Regions from separate parts of the Mus musculus genome. Here region 2 is linked to region 1. The links are chromatin loops, found by intact Hi-C in ENCODE. Cell type or tissue: heart. All regions are shown on one strand. Each heading gives the region's core, and the rest is flanking DNA. Links, peaks and the distances in the headings are about the cores only. Region 1 overlaps Gch1 (GTP cyclohydrolase 1). Region 2 overlaps Samd4 (sterile alpha motif domain containing 4).

Region 1 (10,230 bases), core at 2,091-7,090:
TTTACTCAAACATCCAGCTGATCCAGTGTTTCAGCTATTTCTCAAACAAGTGGTATCTCTGTGTGCTCAAGATGTCCCTACAGAGCAAAAGCCTCAAGGTTGTTGGACTTTTAATATGGTAACTCAAAGCCCCAAAGTGTCTTACATTCTTAAGCCAATTCCATGGTCCTCGCTCACCATGAAAGGGGGAATATATTAAGAACCCAGGGCAAATACAGAAGTGGATGCTCACAGTCATCTATTGGATGGAACACAGGGCCCCCAATGGAGACGCTAGAGAAAGTACCCAAGTTGCTGAAGGGGTCTGCAACCCTATAGGTGGAACAACAATATGAACTAGCCAGTATCCCCCAGAGCTCATGTCTCTAGCTGCATATGTATGAGAAGATGGCCTAGTCGCCCATCATTGGGAAAGAGGCCCCTTGGTCTTGCAAACTTTATATGCCTCAGTACAGGGGAATGCCAGGGCCAAGAAGTGGGAGTGAGTGGGTAGGGAAGCAGGGCAGGGGGAGGGTATAGGGGACTTTCGGGATCGCATTTGAAATGTAAATAAAGAAAATATCTAATAAAAATTTGAAAAAAAAAAAAAAGAACCCAGTGCTTTGTCATTTCTTAATTCTTCTAGAAGATCAGGTGAGGCAGTACTACCACCACATGTAAAATGAAAAGATAACTTTAGACATACCAGTAATAGTACAGCTAACAGGTACAGGGTCATGTGTAAGCTCATACCTTCCTATGTTCAATAAAATCAAATTTACATTGCTTAATGATGGGATATGCTTTTGGTTCTTTTTGTTTTGTTTTTCTTTTTTTTTTTTTTTTTGAAAGTCTCATGTAACCCAGGTGTCACCTCCCTGAGTATTGGGAATTATAAGAATGTACCATCGCCAGGCGTGGTGCTGCACGCCTTTAATCCCAGCACTTGGGAGGCAGAGGCAGGCGGATTTCTGAGTTTGAGGCCAGCCTGGTCTACGAAGTGAGTTCCAGGACAGCCAGGGCTATACAGAAAAACCCTGTCTCAAAAAGCCAAAAAAAAAAAAAAAAAAGTACCACCATGCCTGGCCACAATAGGGCTACGCTCTGTGAAACGAATCATGAAGCACTTTATTTCTGTATGAACACCGTGGAGTATCCTCACACAACTTACACACTTACATATTACATGATGCTAATGGTGTGTATATTTACATGTTTATACATGCAGTCTATTGTTTTTAAGGCCACAGAAAACAAAACACAAGGATAAAGCATAGACAGATCAACAGAATGGCGAATAGAAGGCGGGGGCTCTGCAGGTACAACGAGGCAGACTTCCAAAGTGAATAGGCAGGAGTCCACCCTGAAACAACAGTCACGTTTAACAGAGCCACTCTGGAGCACAGCGGCTTACTCTTAGTCAAGGGCTGGTGCTGCACGGAGTTTGCATGGCTATGCTCCTAACCTACTGGGAGCACAGGAGCTTAGCACACATTGGTAGTGGGCTCTCCTGATCGACAGGGGTTTGTTGTGTTTTGTTTTTGCTGCTCCATTACAACCTTGTGGGGTCACTGCGATCTATGCAAATGATGCTGAAGACCTGGGAGGCACAGAGCTGCCTGTGCTTCTAGTTCTCTCTGATTCCAGGGCACGCTCAGTGGGGTGTGTGTGTGTGTGTGAGTGTGTGTTTATGTGTGAGTGTGTGTGCGAGTGTGTGAGTGTGTGTGTGTGAGTGTGAGTGTGTGAGTGTGTGTGTGAGTGTGTATGTGTGTGTGTGTGTGTGGTTTTGCCATGACTGCTTATGTAGAGAGAGTTCTGTTAGAGCTTGGTCAGTGTTTCTCACACTGGTCTATTCCCTCACAATGGCTAGTTGGATATTAAATGAAACCTCAATGCTTTTGTTTTGAAAACTGTATGGTCCAAAACCCAGAACTGAGCTGTAAGCCCCTTCTAGGCTGCCTGTGTGGCCCCCATTTGTCCTCTCCCAGAACCTAGTGCCTGAGCCTAGGCAGCCCCGGTCTCCTACCATTACCCACCTCTGCTCCCCTCATATTCTACCATCCTCCCGAGTTCATCAGGGACCCTCTGGAGAAGCTGTCCCAGCCTCACGCTCCTATAATAGTGAGGAATTTTTACGAAAGCAAGCATTTTATAATCCAAATTACATTTCCTTATAACATTTCCTTACTCATTATCAAATCTGTTACCTGAGACAGAACTGCAGCCAGGCGATGGTGGTGCATGACTTTAGTCCTAGCACTGAGGGACCAGAAGCAAGTGGGTCTCTGTGGGGAAACTGCTAATTAACGTTGAAGTCCACCATGACCAGATAGCCTCTTTGCTCGGGGCAATATGGGAGACTCCCATCTCCTTCTCTGATCTAGTCTAGTCTAGTCTGATCTAGCCCCCCACCCCATATATATCTCTACCTGAGGGACCTCATGTTGCTTCATAGTTCATAGGACCAGTTTCCTTTCTCCTAACAAAACCTGTCAGCCAGCAACCCCAGCCAATGACCTTGCCCATCCCTCAGTCCCCCCAAACTTTATGAGCCTTCAGTCACCCTAAGTAAAGTTGATCTGCCTACTGAGTGCGGGTCCAGTGTGGCTTATTCACTCAGGGCTTCTGAACCCCAACCCCTTTCATAACCTCTACTCCCTCTGCCCTCATGGACTGTATGGGCAGCGGTCCACTAGAGCAGGGCTCCCTCTGTCCTCATGGACTGTATGGGCAGCGGTCCACTAGAGCAGGGCTCCCTCTGCTCTCATGGACTGTATGGGCAGCGGTCCACTAGAGCAGGGCTCCCTCTGCCCTCATGGACTGTATGGGCAGCGGTCCACTAGAGCAGGGAGACCCTTTTCTACCTCACACTCACACCAGTGCATTACACTAACCTTGTTCACTGGATTGTCTGGGGTGACGTGGGCTCATATCCACAATATTTGGCATAATATGGTAGTAGGTTGGTAGGGGTGGGGAGCTAGGATATAGGGCAGGGATACATACAGTTGCATGTCTGCTTCAATTAGCAGATGCTGCAAGATCCACACAGTGTAAAATACTATACAACCAAACATCTGCCTTTACAGGTCGTTATTCTTCTAAGCAGTAGGTAACTTTTCCTGGGTTTCATTCTTTCTAGTGTACTAGATCCAGAAATTTAGTGTGATGCCCTGCTTTCTCTTTTCTTTGACTTAACATTGGTTTCTGAAAGAATCTTTGCTACCTAAAACCTGCAGTCTGTTTTATGGCAACACTGGATAATGGCTTTTTGAAATTGAGGGGGAAAAATTGGAGCATCTGTAAACAGAAATGCCAAATTATTGATAGTCATCGTTGCTGCTTCACATTAGTATGAGACTGATGCAGAAGGAAGCCCATTCTTCGTGTTCAGTGCTGGGGATGGGGTGGGGAGGGTAGAAAGGGTGCTTTTTCTTAAAACGAAAATAATTACTGCTATTTTAAAATGTCTTGATTATTGAATGTGAGACCCTCTGACATGATTTGAGAAGCTGCACACATAGGCAGAGTCATTTTCCTGTTTACATTCTTTGTTTGTTTGGGGGAAATTGGTAGGGATCTAATTACTGTTCACTTCATTGTTGTATTGCAGTAAAAGATTTAAAAAAAAAAAAAAAGAACAGGGAGACCCATGGGTCTCTATGAGTTTTAGGCTAGCCTAGTCTACATTGTGGAACTCTCAGAAGGAAGGAAGGAAGGAAGGAAGGAAGGAAGGAAGGAAGGAAGGAAGGAAGGAAAGAAGGGAGAGAGAGAAAGAAAGGGAGAGAGAGAGAAAGGACAGAGGGAAAGAGGTTGGATATGTTGAGTTATTTTATAGTAAAAAAAATTAAAATTGGATAAACAAATGCTTTAAAATTTGTGTTTTGCTGAAAATTCTTTCTTCCAGGGTATATTAAATATTTGAGTTTTTCTTGTATTTATACTTTTTTGTGGGAGCTTATTGTTTTTAATTCAAGTAATCGAGAACTGGCAGTGTTCGCCAGACCTGGGATTTGCTTGGACTGTTAAAGAGTCAAAGTTTCTTTTCCTTTTTATTGTATACCTTGCAAAGTTTTCCTAATATTTACATTTTGGTGTTCAGACATTTTTCTTCGGTGAAGCACGCATTTCTCCTATCCGTTGTCCCTAATTAACATTAACAGCTGAGCACCCTGGCACTGCTAACTGCTTCCTTCCTGGACAGCTTCTTCAGCTTGAAGGGCTTGCATAACGCCCATCAGTCATACACTGGGGAGACTCAAGACTGGAACACACGAAGTGGTTCTGAGTCACCAACCCCCAACAACACACCAGTGACCTTACCAGCGGGACTTGGGCGTGTGGCTTTAATTAGAGAAACAACTGCTTGCCCAGCTTTTGCTTTGGCTCTCGCTGGGGGAAAGAAGCCAACACGGAAGCAGTCCGAGGTTCTGGGCTGTTGCATGGTAACTGTGCTTTAAGACACTGCTGTGGACCAAGGGCTTCTCCGGCATATGTTTACTGGGAAGCAGTGTGAACGGCAAGAATAGACACAGCAGCTGCTGCTGCAAGACTGGACCCCCCTGTCTGTCTCACTGTGCTAAGTGGAGAACCAGAAGCAACTGGGCTGACAGAACCGGCAACAGACCGGAATAGATGAGCCCTGAGCAGTCCACTGAGGAGCTAGTCTCGGTTGGACAACTCTGCTAGGGCTGTGTGGAGCAGCATCAGAGCCTGCATGGAGTGACTTCAGGAGGAGCTGGCAGGCAGGGTTGATTACAGGGCTGGGCATAGTTCATACTCTTGCCATTTTCTCCATACAGTGGATGGTGAGATGAGCCTGGAGCTCTCTCTGAGCTACGTACAGTGGCTGTCACAGTATTTTCAACTTATTTGAAAATCCAAGCATGTTCTTAAAAAATTAAAAAATATCAAAGTACAGTTGACCCATGAAGTTAAACTGTGTTAATTCATTTATGTATGGGTTGCTTAGGATATTGGTGACAATTTGGGGTGGGAGGACATCAGAATCAGGTATCTTAGCAACATTTGTAAAACCAAGGTATGTATAGAATACATCCCGACAGGAGTCTGCTCTAATCATTTACTATCATGAAATATGCATAAATCCATTTTTAAAGTAAATACCTGGGGTAGAGAGGAAGCTCAGTTGGTGAAATGCTGGCCGTACAAGCCTCAGGACTCAGTTCAGATCCCTCAAAACATAAACCATTGGGCACGGGAGCCATAACCAGCGCTGGGATGCTGTTGGGGGTTGGCCTGCTGCTACATAATGCAATGCTAGGTGTGGTCCCTAAGACCTGGTTGCCCCAAAGACAAGAAGAGTCCACTCTTAGGCCCAAGTGACACTATGTGACCTGGCCCCTCCCCAAAGTTATTTCTGATTGGTGAATAAAGATGCCTACAGCCAACAGCTGTGCAGAATTGAGGTAGGCCGGCTTGGGGTTCCCAGGCTTGGGGTAGGAGGAGACCACGAGGAGAGAGAAAAGGTGGAAAAAGGAGAAAGACACCATGAGTTAGGAGTCAAGAAAGCATGGCCATGGGGACTGGCCAACTGGAGTTAAAATGAAACTATGTAAGGACTTAACTCAGGGTTATCAGTCGGAAATAGATTTTAATAGCATAGAGGGTAGATATCTGTCCAGCACTAGTACTAATAAAGGCTTATTATAAACATAAAGGTCATGTGGGTCATTTATCCAGGAAATGAATGATCAAAGACAGGGTAGACACCCTGGATTGAAATTAAATATTTTCTACCATAGGAAGGTAGAGGCAGGAGGATTTCCAGGGACTTGCTAGCCATCTAGACAAACAGCGAGCTGCAAATTCAGGGAGAGACACTGCCCCAGTTATCCAGGGCACTAAGTCAGTATGAACCCCTGGCCTCCACACACATGCATATGTATACATACACATGCTTTTACTGTGCACAGAGTGCAGCTTCCTCTAGACTTATGTATCATAGCACACACTGTGCTGTTTGTCATCAAATGCAAATAAATATTTCAGTATTAAGTCATAATTGGAAAAGCATCAACTGTTGGGCTGGTCATACTAGCGGGTGGTAGGGCTGTTAACTAGCATGCATAAGGCCCCGGGTCCAATGTCTGACACCACATACTAGTGAACTGTAGAACTACCGTGATTTCATAGCTGCCTTTCACTGCTACTGTCTGTCTCATCTGCTAATATTCTCCAGAAGTTCCTCTCTGTTGTAAGTTGTATCTATAACATGGTAAAAATTATCTTTTAGTTTATAAGTGTTTTTGCTACATAGAATACATAACACATGACTAGTGCATTAATCTGTTTGCTATTAGCAAGGCTGCCTGCCAAGAGCAGATTATCATCTTCAGAAGACTTGAAAGTTACACATGAACTGATTCTATAGGAGCTGGTGCCCGACACTAGCATTGCCCAGTGACAGCTGTGGCATGCTGCAGAGCATTTCTAGCCTCACCCATATCCCTCACTAAACTGTAAGGCAATGGGTATTTAAGTCATTTCCACGCAGTACCTAATCTTGAATATATATATCATGATTTCTTATGGTCTCAATAATATAGTATCAAATTTCTGTATGTTTGCCAATCCAACAAAAGACCAATGTATCTATAGGTAGGACCTGTGTGCTTCTCTCGTGGAGAGTGAGGACAATCACATTTCCTGGTGTTTGCAGAGCCCTTTGGAATTAGCCCCTGTAGAATCAGTCCATGTGTAACTTTCAAGTCTTCTGAAAGATGATAATCTGCTATTGGCAGACAGCCTTGCTAATAGCAAACAGATTAATACACTAGTCATGTGTTTTGCATTCTATGTAGCAAAAACATAGAATTTTTATAAAATTTTTATAAAATTTACTTCGCTTTAAACACCTTGGCAGCTTCCAGTTTTGTGGTCACATTTCTCCCACCACTTTCCAGCATCTCATCTGACATTATCAGCCCCATTGTCATCAGCCCCCTGCCCAGGGCATGAGTGTGTCTTCCCGCTTATCATTTGACTCACTTGTGATGGTATCCATCACATGAAAATTCTTAGTTGACGTTTGTCACATTTTATGGTTTCTAGATTAAGCCATGATTAAGTAGTCTTCTATTACAGAATTAGACATCTAAAATCATAAGCTTTTTTATGTTTTAAAGCTTTCTGTACTTTTAAAATTTTTTACCAGAGTTATATAGCTCCTTTTTAAAGGGACACAAGAGTTCCTCTTAGAATTTCAACTGATAAATTTAAGGACCAAAGATCATTAGTCCGTCCTTTCTAGTAAATACCAGATGTAGGCAGTCACCAACAGATCCTAAATCGGTAGGTGACGGGCTGGCTGGAAACTCTAATTGATGAGATCAGCTGAGACACTTTAGGCTGATTGAGCTTGATGCCAGAAAAGAAAGACATTTGCTGAGCTGCCCCAGAGAGAATGCCATGCTTCCTTCTATGCAACAGTCTTACCTACACTTGAAGGTTTTTGTTTTGGAAGAGCAAGCTTCTCAACCTGATAATTAGTGCAATACAAGAAACAACGGGCTCACGAAAGACTAAATCTTGGGGATAAAATAAGCAAAGGCTGATGCGGTAGATTCTGCAGGACTGATGGGCCGTTTCTTCAGCAACTAAAAAGTCAAATGTGAGAGACCTAGAAGATGCTCAAGGATGAGACTGGAGAGATGGCTCAGCGGTTAAGAGCACCGACTGCTCTTCTAGGTCCTAAGTTCAAATCCCAGCAACCACATGTTGGCTCACAACCACCTATTGGTGGAGAGTCTACCAGAAACATCTCCCTTCACATAACACGGAATTAGGATCCACGCAATCCAGATTCCTAATTGCAAAACCAGTAATTAGACATCAGCCCTCTCCTGGTCAATTCTGGTACCGCAGCCTTATTCACCGAAACACTAAAAACTCAAATGCAAACCTGGAGAGATGCCAGGGTGTGGAGGAGTTTCTAGAGCCAGACAAAGCAAACAGCAGGACAAGAAAGGAGAGGAAGAAAGCCAAGTAAATTAGTACGACACTGTCATCAACTGAAAGCCAGGTCACATCGGTGCTCCTGATCCTCTCAGCTCTGCTGCTTGTCAGCCACCATCTGGAGCAAGTGTTCCCTGAGTCTTGTTTCCTTGTATACAACATGGGAATATTACATGCTCTATAGGGCTATTATGAAGATAAAGCAAGGTGACACCTGTCAAGGGCTCAAGTCAGCAGGCAAAGACATCAGACAGTCAAGGCAGCATTGAAGCCTCGCTTCATGCTGTCATCTCCCGGCACTGACCAAGCACCCTCCCTACCGGCTATCATCACACTTCTCTTCCCCATGACTGGCTGTCTTTTCTCTAAAGGCCCTCCCGGGAGGGCTTGAACCATGTCCAGCTTCACTCATTCTTTTCTCAGCACTCTGCACAATGCCTGGAACACAGTAAGTGCCTCCAAGCCTGGTGGTACAAACACTCAATCTCAGCATTCAAGAGGGAGAGGCTGGTGGGTCTCAGGGAGTTCCAGGCCAGCCTGATCTACAGAGTGCGTTCCAGGCCAGCCAGGGCTACACAGAGACCCTGTCTCAAATAAATAATTAAACAAGTAAATAGAAACACTGGTAAAATTCCCAGTTAATCTCATGAATAAATATTTAGTACTGCTTTGGGTTGACTTGTACTCTACCAAGAAAATCCTGTTGAAGATCTGGGTGCCTCTGAATATGATTTTACTACGTATGGTGATGCTCCAGGTGTAACTCAGCAAATTCAGACGAGGCACACCACAGTGTCCAGAGACAACAAAAGCAAGGACACTGGCAGGGGTAGAGATCAGAGCAAGTGATGACTTCAAACCAAGGAAGATGGACTGAGTTCTACAACCAGAAACTGGGAGGAGGCATGGAAGGTCTCCAGTATAGTTTCAGAGGAAGCTAGGGTTTTCAGACTTGGCATCCAGGGCTGTAAAATCCCCAGCTTAAATCCCCAGCTGTAGTACTTTTCTTTGGCAGCCTGAGAAACTAGCATCAGTAGCAATGCTGTGGCAGTGGTTTGAATGAGAATACTTTGCCCTGCTCCTATGTAGGCTCATGTTTAAATGCTTGGTCCCCAGTTCGTGGAACCTTTTTGGAAGGATTAGGAGGTGTGGCCTTGTTGGAGAAAGTGTGACTCTGGGTGTAGGCTTGGCGATTAAGAGCCCATGTCAGGACCAGTCTGTTAGGGTGTCTGTCTGTCTGCCCTCTCGCCCTCTCTCTGCCTCCAGAGAGAAACCAGCCACTGCTCTAGTACCATGTCTGCCTGCCTGCTGCTACACTCACTGCCCTGATGGTCATGGATTCACCCTCTGAAGCTATAAAGCTAACACTTAAATTTCCTTTATAAATTGCCTTGATCATGGTGTCTTCATGACAGAAAAGCTTGTCTGTCATGCCAGTGTTGCATGCAGTACCTGCACCTCCCCATTTCTGGCTTTTTGCCCCTTGTCTTGACAGCTCTGATCTACATAAACTACTGTAGCAACAAATTTCTTGTTTCCTCTTTATTCAGTGTTCTTCCTGATAACAAATATGCTCTATTTAATAATTCACTAACAAAATTAACAGAAGTTATTAGTGAGTCAAGATTTAAATGAGCTACATATTCATGTTTATTCAGTGACATTTCAGCCCTTAAGATGAACTGGGGTGTGTGTGTGTGTGTGTGTGTGTGTGATATCATTTCCCTCAGTTCCTCATCTCTTAAGACAGTCTCTCTACCATGAACCTGGAGCCTACCAGTTTGACTAGACTAGGTAGCCAGGTAGCCAGCAAGCCAACAGGGATCCTGTCTCTACCTCCTCAGTACTAAGATAAACACAAGTATGCCACCTTGCCTTGCTTTCTTATATGGATACTGGGAATCAAACTTGGGTCTTAATGGTTATTCAGTAAGCACATTATCAACTGGGCCATCTCCACAGGCCCTATAATATATATTTCTAAAACAAGGGCATGAATTACTCTTCATCCAGAATACAAGAGTGTGTACTATTCTTCTAGAGGACCCACGTTCAGACCCTAGCACTCACAACTGCCTACTACTACAGCCTCAAGGAATGTGACGCCCTCTTCTGGCTTCATGTGTGCATGCGCTCTCACTTGCTCCCTCCTCCCCTCTCGCTTACATATAATTAAAAAGTAAAATAAATCAAGAATTTTATTTCTTATCTACCTTGACACTTTAGCTGTCACCGTTTGTAGTCCATCAATTGTCTTAGGGTTTTACTGTTGTG
Region 2 (10,230 bases), core at 2,766-7,765, 76 kb before region 1:
GGCTATCATGACCCTACAAGGGCAAACAGAAAAGCTCCAGGGAGCCCTATCTGCAAGCGACTGTTCCATCTGTCCAGTCACACTGATCCTTGTTGTTTCGCAGTGCCTCTGGGAGCTGCCACAGCTCCTCTTCCTTATTGCGTAAATGATGGGGGGGGGCACCCAAATAAGAACCAGCAGACTATGGTATAGCCATTCAGTGGTAGAAGTGCCCGTAAAACACACCAGTAAGAAAACCACAGCCCAGAGTGCTGCTGCCCCTCAGCCCAGGCTGCCTGGGGAGCCTGCTGCCTCCCACTGCCTCTGAGAGTCAGCAAGGGAAACTGACCTTCCCCTGCAGGGCCTGATGGACCTCAGAGAACTGGCATTTTGGAAGCTCTTATCAAATGGTTAAGTACTGCCATTATCGTCATTATCGGAAATGCCAAACACTCTTTATTCGAGGGAAGTTTTCATTGAACGGACTTTTTTTTTTTTTTTTTTTTTTTAAAGAAGGTTCTGTTTTCACAGAATACCTCTTGGAACTGATGAGTTTGTGCTAATGTTCTCATCTGGTTAATCTTCTAAGCCTTTTTATTGCTGTGGTTCACACACACACACACACACACACACACACACACACACACACACACACACCAAATAATCCCCTTTTATGGGCAGCCTCCTCCTAAGCCCTTTCAGGGGCAGAGGATGCAAATCAAGTAGAAAGTGCAGGAGCACTGTGGTCTCCAGCTATGGCAGTGTCTCTGTGGACCAGCCCTTTCCAGGTTCCAGGGAAGATGACATTGTTGGGGACATCATGCAGACAAGTTAAGTCATTTTATAGGAAGACAAACGGCACAGTAGGGGCTGGAGAAACAGCCTAGTGGGCAGGTGCTTGCCACACAAACATGGGGACCTGAGTTCAAATTGCCAGAGCCCATGTAAAAAGCCACGTACTGTAGCGCGTGCCGGTAATCCCAGCGCTAGGAGAGTGGACACAGGCAGATCCCTAGAGTTATCAGGGCACCCCATCTAGCCATATAAGCGAGCTCCAGGTTCAGGAGACCGTCTCAAAAGATAAAATGGAGAATAATAACTAAGGAAGACACCTGATGCCAACCTCTGGCCTCTACTCGCACAGACGCTCGCATGTGCACAGTGTACACATACAGGCGCAAATAAGAACTATAAAATGAATGAAGGATAAAAGCTCCTGTGATGTGACTCAGGGATGCAGGGGGAAGGCACCGCATCATCTTTATCCCAGATGACCGTCCACCGTGGTCCACAGTGCCAACTTGGAGATGCTTCTGATGTCTGCTCTTCTCTGTTTCCTTGGTAACTGCTGTCCTCGCTTGTCGAAGCCCCTTTTCTCTTGGCCTTCCTTTCCTCTCTTCTTTCCCTGAGGCCCCTGCAATGAAACGCAAAAGCACACCCAGGTAGAGGGCTGTGAATCTTTCTTCAGGCTCTCTGGGTTTTGCCTATGGTGTGTGGCCTGAGGTTTTGGGAAAAGATCTTCCAAGCCCCTTATAGAAGGGCTCCAGGAGCTGCAGTGGGAAGCTCCACTGTTAGAGTCCGAGGCGTGTACTAAGAGAAAAGTACACAGCCCTTCCTCAGGGGTTCTGAAGTTCACACTCCCCCTCCTCTTCTGTCTCCCCTTCTCCACTCACCCCTTCCCTAAGCCTTACCATCCCTCTGTCACAGATGCAGGGAGGCTATGCAAATTATTTTCTCAAGGCGCTAGGATGGCATTTATTGCAAGTGGTAACTGTGAAACCTATGGTGCTCGCCTGTGCGTGGCACCCCCTGAAGTTGCCAGTGTACAGCTTTCACGACTGCAAATAGTAAGCCTGGCTTTCCTCGGAAGACATATCACATGGTTGGAATTCAAGCCTTGGACTTAAGCTAGTTGAGACTTTCACACTCCTGGCTCCTCACTTTCACAACTCTGAAGGTTTAGCATTAAGGTGTGGGCCAGAGAGCTAAGCAGGAGTGGGCCCCACCTCTAGAGATGTCTCAGACATCCCCACAGCAGAGGGACCTCGACACACACTCCTTCTCTCCGAAGACTGTTGAGCCCCACGCACAGGCTCAGGATGACACCACAGGAAGTCATACCTGTAGGCTAGCAGATGCTTCAGCATCCCAAACTGGCAGGGACCACTGGTTCCCTTCTGCGAAATCCCTCCCTAAGTCGTCATAACTTGTACACATATGCTTGTCCATTCTTAGATGTGTATACAGAGAAAGAGCGCAGAGATAAAATTTGGAAAATCTAAATAAAATAAAATAAAAGGACTATATCAAAGTCAGTGTCTTCACTGTAACGTCCTGTTAGACCTTTGCAAATTGTTACCAGTTTAGGACCCGACAAGGTACATATGTGATCTTGCTAGATCTTTTTTTTTTTTTTACAAATGCATGTGAACCTATAATTACCTCAATGAAAATTTCAATTAAAAAGTGTGTCTCTTCCAAGTCCCACCTAGCAGAATTTTCAATATGACCCTTGAGCGTGAAGGCCAGGACATCCCTGTAGTGGGCTCACTGACTTGCCATGTCACCTAGGTCCTCAGCTTTCCCTGGAATGCCCAGGCACTCCTATCTTCTCCTTGAGTCTTGTATTGTGACTAGAGATGCTCCCTCCACTGGACCTAGCAGGCCATGGTGGGAACTGGGCTGGCCATGCTGGCTGGCCTCTAGAGCTTGGCAAAGCCAAAGACGGCCTCTGTAATTAGCTCATCACCCCCCTCCTCCGGCAGTTACTGAGCACACCATCTCTTCTACCTGCGATGACCGATCCGTGCCTCTCTCTGCCTATGTTGTGAAGCCCCATCAGTGGCAACATGCACTGGCGTGGGTACCTCTTCACTGCCCTCTTGCCTCTCGTCAGACCATCTGACGCTTGCCAGGGGAGGCCATCAAAAGTGATATAGCGTGGTTCTGCTGTGTTTAGGTCCCCAGTACCCACCATCTAAGGTCCTTTGATGGTTGGGGATACTGCTAGGAACTATGTAGAACCCTTGTGGAAACAGGCAGCAGAGGATCACTGAGCGGTCATCAGCAACTCTGTCTCACTCATAGCTTCCTGTCTCTGAAGCACATGTCCCTCCCCACAGACACACCCTTTGCAGCCTGACCAATTCTCTAACATTTCAAAGAGCCATGGGTAATTAAATTACCCTTCTGCCACCTGAAGCTTCAACGCCTGATACGCACAACATCTGCCTTTGCTTTCCCTGCCTTTACCCCTGTTCTTGCAGCAGAGAGTTTGGATCAGCTGTCTCCATCCCTCTGGCTGCACAGTGTGGGCAGGAACAGGTCTTTGGCCTTTCATCAAGGACTTGCAGTAAGAGAGAAATAATTCCAAAGAAACAGGTGTGAATGCCACAGTTCCATTTGCTTTTCTATGAGACCCCTTCTCTGTCTTTCCAGGCCTGCGCCTGCCTCTCATCCTACACCCTAGGGTCTACTGCCTGTCTCTCCATTTGATAATCTGTCATTCCACCTCTCTTGTCCCTTCCCATCTTCCCATCATCCCCTCCTGAATCTTCCTTGCTTAGCATCCAACCAGCTCCATCGACAAGCCGTTTTGTGTCTTTATGAAACCACCCTTGACTTCCAAGGCCGAGTTATACATTCCTCCCTCCCTGTTCATTCTTTCTTGGGACACACTGGTTAGAGCCACCATCACTCCAGGCATCATTGTTGACTTATGTGTCTGTAATGTAAATTCTAAAATGTGACTATTTGGGAGATTAGAGCAGTTGCATCTTGGTTCCTGGGCTTAATATGGCTCCTGTTAAAAAACAAAAACAAAAACAAAAAACCAACCTCTCCAGATGTTAGATGGGTGATAATGTCAGTGAGTGTGTGGGTGTGTGTGTGTGGGTGGGTGGGTGGGTGGGTAGATAGGAAAATGAGTGGATGGATGGGTAGGTAGGGTAGGTGAATGGGTGGGTGTGTAGGTGGCTGAGTGGATGGATGAGTGGTGGCTAGGTGGGTGGCTAGGTGGGTGAATGGTAGGTGGGTGGATGAATAAGTGAATGGACAGGTAGGTGGGCATGCAAGTGAGTTAGCAAATAAAGCCTTCATCTTAGAGACCAGTATGTTGAAAGTGCTGGCCATGCTGGTAGACAGCTAGCCCAGAGTGGTTTTGCTCAGTAGTCCTCTGGTTTCCTCCACAGACGGGGTTGACCGGACCTCCACAATCTAGAAACTGAAGATGACAGTGACCGCGCTGGCCGTGAAATGGACTGCTGCGGGCCCAGTGTCAGCCATCTTCAGGGTTGCAGAGACTCTTCCAAGACACTTTGCAGCCTTTTTCCCCTGGTCCCTCGCCCATTTTGATTTTGTGAGAGCGTAGGTCATCCTTGTAAACATATCAGTAGACCTGGGGTTGGTTATGTTGTCATTTGTTTCTGTCAGGGGATGGGACGGTATGCAGGGTGGGGAGGGGACTCTCGGGGGAATGTGGGGCTGGGAGGGGGTGGAGGGATGCTAGTAGCTTCCTGGATGGAAATGGAGTGGGGAAGAGTATTGCTAGGTGAGATATGCAAGAGACACACAGGAGGGAGGTAGAAGCCCTGCCCTGGGGAGCCTTCTCAGAACCCGGCTTCACAGTCAGGCTGCAGAAGACAGCGGACACAAGCAAGGAGAGCAAGATGGCAGCCAGCCTGTTTGTGGCTCCCCTGACCGGATTTCCCCGAGGCCCGGCTTGAAACAACCACAAGAGAGGGCTATATGGCACCAAGGGCAAGAGGAAGAAATTCCCTCCAGCAAACTTTCAGATAAACTTTGATTTGTGTATTGTTTACATAAGAATTTTAAAGGGTACATAATGTGTAGAGTGTGGATAGAACTTCTCTTCATACTATGGTTTTTTTTGTAAAAGACTGATTATTGTTATGGATTCATTCTGTCTCATCTATTTTTATAATAGCAGCAGGGTTGTCTTTTAAAAAAAAAAAAAAAACGGCTGCCAAGCTCTGCTTCTTGGGAAGGTGATTACAGTCAAGTAGGCCTCAAGTTACCGTCTTCGACCATGAGGTGGGAGGAGTGTGTGGATGGGTTTGAAGGATAAGGATGTGGCTGAGATGAACAGAGTACTAGGTGTGGACACCAGGATGATGGCGCTGTGTGATCAGTTCTGGATTTGCTCGTAGGCTATCTAGAGATGATAAACTCTGCAACCTCTTTCTGGGCTGGATTTGCATCCCACGCAAGACCTGTTTTTTGCTTCCCACCCTCCCCACAGGCTCCATCCTACCAGCCCCGGTCTCCCTCCACAGACACACACGTGGATAACAGTCCCTCTAGAGAAGGAAAGACAGGGGTTGATGGTTTTCTTTTGCATGAAGCCTGACACTGAAACATCTGTGATGGAGACTTTGCAGGAGCCTAGGCCTGGGAGTCTTATCTCTTCTCACTCCATCTCTGCCAAAGGAGAATGGCCCAGCAGTAGTGTCACAGAGAGAATGCAGAGATGCAATAGGTCCCCGTGGTCCAGCTCCACCATGGGAGGAAGAGGGGACAATGGAAACAGAAGCAGGAAAGGTTAAGTTCCTGAGAGAAGTGGTTGCTCTCTCTATGCATGTGAGTCAGAGATTTGCTGTGTTGTGGGATGGTTTATCCAACCACGCACAGAAAAGAGAAAACCCTCACACGTACATTACACAGTTCGAGATTAACTGTAACACCGTGTGGGAATAGATCTATTTCTTAAGGGCAACAAAGAATAGTTCAGAATTTAATGCAATGGAGGATATCAGAGGGAATCCAAAAGAAATTATGTGCCACACTGGAGAATTAGCTGCGTAAATGTGACAGTATGAGTGAGTAGCCGGAGGCATGATCTAGAACATAATATAAGGCCTGTCTAGTAAATGGGTAAGACAGATTCCTCTTTAAAAAAAAAAAAAAAAGTGACATTTAAAACCAGACCATGCAAATGACCTTGCCTATGGTTATTTTTTTTTTCAAGTTAATGAAGTGCACACAGATTCTAAAGGCCTTAATAAAAATCCACACAACTGTGTTTGCCTGTCAAGATTACAGGTGGACAACCGAGCCGAGCCTTGGATGCTACAACAGAGATTTCGAAGTCCTTTTACAGTGCAGGGCCAAGGACACCTTAAGAAGGTTGAGCTTTTAGTGATCATGGACGACTTGGATCATCACCCCAATCAGCACTTTATAACAACACCAGAAACAAAAGATGCAGGACACTCCTTGGGTGACCCAGTCTTGAAGATGCAAATTCACGTGCAGAAAGAGGCAGCATGTTTAATTTTTATATGTAGATAGATAGACTTTTTTTTTTTAACCAAGTGCCATTAACATTCATCCCTCGTGTCCCTTTCCAAGCTCAGTGTTGGGGAAGGAGCTGGGATGGAGGATCCCATGTCAGGCAGAACAGGTTAAAATGTCGAAGGCCAAAGGGAAGGCCAGAGGGTCTGAGGAAGTGTTTGGAGGATGCTGGAAAGGTTAACAGAGAGGAACAATAGGACTCCTCATCCTGTAGGAAAGAGAAGGTGTTTAAGTCCGCTACACGCAACGCACGTACCCATAAGGTCATGGGATATTCAGAAACCAGTTTGTGAACACAATCACACGAGTGCGAATCTTTTAAGAGGAAGAAGACCATAGAGTATATTTGCAAATCTGAATTTCTATTTATTCCTTCATTGAATATAGAAGCAATGGTTATCTGATTATTAGAGATATTATTTTGGATATGTCACTTATTAACTCGCTATGGCTGGTACCCATGATAAAGTCTGTTATTAGTAACAACAGAATTCTTTTTTTAAAAAAAAAAAGAAAAAAAGAAAAGCTTATTTTTCATTGACTGTATAGATTTATCTACTTAGTTGTGGTTTGCTATGTTAGTGTTTTTATTTTTATTTTTTAAGTTGTGTTCTGATGATTTTTAAGAACCTCCCCCCCCCCACCTTGATTTGAGTCCTGTGTTGACTACAGGTATACAGCTCAATTTAAAAATCCTAAAGCAAAGAAATTTTATTTATAAAAAAAAATTTTAAAAAGAGTCGAGCAGTTGCATGCCTGAGGCTGTGAAGTCAGGCCTTGAGCAGTGAGCTGCAGTGCCTTTTTTTGTATTTACCCATTGACCACCCCGCCCCAACACAGCTGTTTTATATTAAATAGTAAAGGTTTGAAACTTTCCGAGTAAAGTCTATTTCACTGCATAGGTTCTCCCCATCTCCACCCCACCCCACCCCCGCCCCCACCCGCACCCCAGGCGCCCTGATTTAAGCAGCATGTCTGCACTGTCTGAGACACAATGCTGGTCTACAATATCATGGGGTGATGTTTTATTGGTGCTTTTTTGTTCATAGTGTTTTCTTACCAGAAAACAGTAGGAAGAAACACAAACTATACAAGACACAACACGACGCTGCTGATGGTTTGTTTTGTGTGTTCCCCACCCCCACCTGCTTTTTGAGTTTCACTTTCTTATTACACAAATCCAGCAAGCAAAGTAGTGGCCGGTGGGTCCCGCCTGCCTGCCTGCCTAGGGCTGCTATTTGCATCAAGCGCCCAGCCTGGGTTGAGCTGAAGGTCTCTTTCTGGTACCCAGGCCGGGAGCCAGCCGCAGCTGGGCCCCACCTCCCATTCTCCCGATGCGACACTGAGGGAAACCAGAGTTTCTTTTGAGGTGTCGCTGGCTGCCTTTTACAGAGTGGGAGTCTTCTCTGGGCCTTCCTTTCCTCTGTGCCTAGTAGCTAGCTAGCGCTGGTGCAAGGTTTGTAGATCTGTGCACCCCAGAGCTGGGATGAGGGCTGAGCGAGGGAGGGGAGGAAAGTGGATTCTGTTGGGCGCCCTTCCTCTCTAGCCTGAGTGGGGAGAACCCAGGGTGCTCAGGTGTGCCTATCATAAACAGAACCTGCAGAAGGATAAGTTGTACACAGAGCTGTGATGATATCTGTGTTGGCTTTGTTTTTCAGTTTGTTTTTCTTTTCTTTTTTTACAACTCATCAGAGATGTTTGCAAAGCGACTTTTTTTTTAATCCTTTATCTTGACTTAAAGGTAAATATGTATCCCTCTGGGAGGAGCAAAAAGAAAGCAGGAGTGTTAGTGATGGCAAACAGGAGACTTCCTCCCTTATTAATATATAACCCTCATGTATTTATGCCTAACGCAAGCTGACTTTCAAAGAGCTTCCTTTCGTTGCATGCCCTGTGCAGGCATCTGTATTGTACATGCATGCCTTTTGTCCTGGTTTCCTGTATAAAGTTAGTGAACAAAGAAATATTTTTGCCTAGTTCATGTTGCCAAGCAATGCATATTTTTTAAATTTGTCATACATGGAAAGAGCATGTTTGTTACATGTGAAAGCTCTACTGATGCAGATACACTAATGTTTGAACATGCTGTTCTTTGCAAGTGTACAGTTTTCAAATGTTGTTATCAGTGACAACACCCTTGTGGTCTAAACTTGCTACAATGTATTTATTATTCATTTCCTCCCACAGAAATAAGAATCATGGCTATATTTCATATGGTTATATTGAGAGTGAAGGGAAATGATTAATACAAGGTTTTGTAACACTGGTGTGTATGCGTGTGTCTTTTCACTCTCTCTCCTCTTTTTGTAAATATGATTAACTATTTAAAAAAAAATGTCTCTTAGAAATCAGCCCTCACTGAAGAACCAACATGAACTCCACCCACGTGACCATACCACGTGACCACACCATGTGACCACACCATGTGATGCCCACCATTAGCTGCCTACTCCTTTCTGAGACAGGTTGGGGAGAGGATGAGCAGAATGAACATGGTTTGATCTGTGCCCAGAATATCCAGTGAATGTTTTGTCCAAGGTAAATGCAAACTACTACATGGTCCATAACTTCCTCCCTCACTTGACTGCCTTTGGCACATCTTGCACCTTTATCATAGCATATAGAAACTGCCACCTTGGAATCTTGGGACTTCCCCTACATGTGGTTTGGACCCCATTCTAACACTTGTAACTCCAATATAATGACATATAATACATGGTAAGCTCTGAGTACTGGGTGGTTAAGAGTATGAGTGGAGAGGCAGACTTTAGATTGACATCTGGCTTCAGCATCCTCTAGCTATGTAATGAGGGCAACACTCTTAACCTCTTGACCTATGATGACTCGACCTTTATGTCTTTGGACCTCCAAGCCAAAGAGAAGTGAAGACAAAACATGAGACAGAGGCTATTCCCACCTGCAACCTTGCAACCACAGAGGTCTCTAAGATAGCCTCACTCGAGACGGGATCAATGAAGTCTTAGTGTTCAGTTGCTGTGAAAAGACACCACAACCACGGCAACTCTTACTAAAGAAAAACATTTAATTGGGGCTGGCTTATGGGTTCAGAGGTTTAGTCCATTACCATCATGGCAGGCAATCTGGCAGCACACAGAGCAGACATGGTGCTGGAGAGGCAGCTGAGAGTTCTACATCTGGATCTGCAGCAGGAAGAGTGACACTGGGCCTGGCTTGAGCTTCTGAAGCCTCAAAACCTACTTCAACAGGGCCACACCTCTGATAATGCCACTCCCTATAAGTCTATGGGGGGCATTTTCATTCAAACCACCACAAATGACCACACAGCAACTCCCCTTTCTTCGGGCTCAACAGTTTAAAACACATTTTTTTTTAAAAAAAATCTAAATTGGTGCTTGAAAGCATACAGAAATACCTCATACCCTAAGATTAAAAAAAATGAAATTCCTCATAAAGTTAAATCTTTATAACTCAAATGAGCAATAAGACAGACACACAAGAAAATATTGGACCTTGCTTTTAAATGTACAGAATGGGAAGAAACGAATATTAGAGACCAGGGCTCAGGGGAGCGGGTGGTTAGCACTGCCTGGAGTAGAGCTGGGCCAGCTGATCCTGGCAGCAAGGCTAGTGCTCTCTGGCTTTGTAAAGGGATGTTCAATCCTGGAAAAAGGGCCTACACAGTGGAAAGCTCCCAGGGCATCCCACAGCCCTTGCACCAAAGAGATGTAATTCCACTTATTAAAAAAGGAATTGGAGCAGGCAGTAATGGTGCAGGCCTTTAATCCTAGCACTTGGGAGACAGAGGCAGATGGATCCCTGAACTTCAAGGCCAGCCTGTTCTACATAGTGATTCCAGACCAGCTCTGACTATAGAGAGAAGCCAAAAAAGAGAACTGCCACATTTATACCATCATGATATAGAAGGGGTCACAGGTAGATTTAAGAATCTAAAAGGCC

Evidence for each region. A loop is a pair of places that touch in the nucleus more often than their neighbours do. Peaks named below come from ENCODE experiments on the same cell type or tissue, not always from the same donor. Only the 100,000 strongest peaks of a DNase experiment are listed, where the experiment ranks them.
Region 2: it touches region 1 in a loop (2.4-fold over the local background); 4 of 42 quality-filtered maps call a loop at or near these places.

Annotation. Positions count from the first base shown.
Region 1 is chr14:47,173,735-47,183,964 of GRCm38, forward strand. The region is part of intron 1 of Gch1 (GTP cyclohydrolase 1); the gene reads right to left. It also overlaps the pseudogene Gm18811. Among named protein-coding and RNA genes, the nearest start is that of Gch1, 11 kb to the right of the region's middle. In heart, for the core only: no CTCF peak of the experiment used is centred there; DNase peaks (open chromatin) are centred at 4,297 and 5,317; H3K27me3 peaks cover 415 bases.
Region 2 is chr14:47,097,262-47,107,491 of GRCm38, forward strand. Samd4 (sterile alpha motif domain containing 4) reads left to right here. Exons shown (of 13, transcript NM_001037221.2): 13 at 4,170-8,556. The coding sequence ends at 4,198. It overlaps Gm10371 (predicted gene 10371), which reads right to left. Exons shown (of 4, transcript NR_126579.1): 4 at 418-1,393. Among named protein-coding and RNA genes, the nearest start is that of Gm10371, 14 kb to the right of the region's middle. In heart, for the core only: no CTCF peak of the experiment used is centred there; no DNase peak of the experiment used is centred there; H3K27ac peaks cover 218 bases.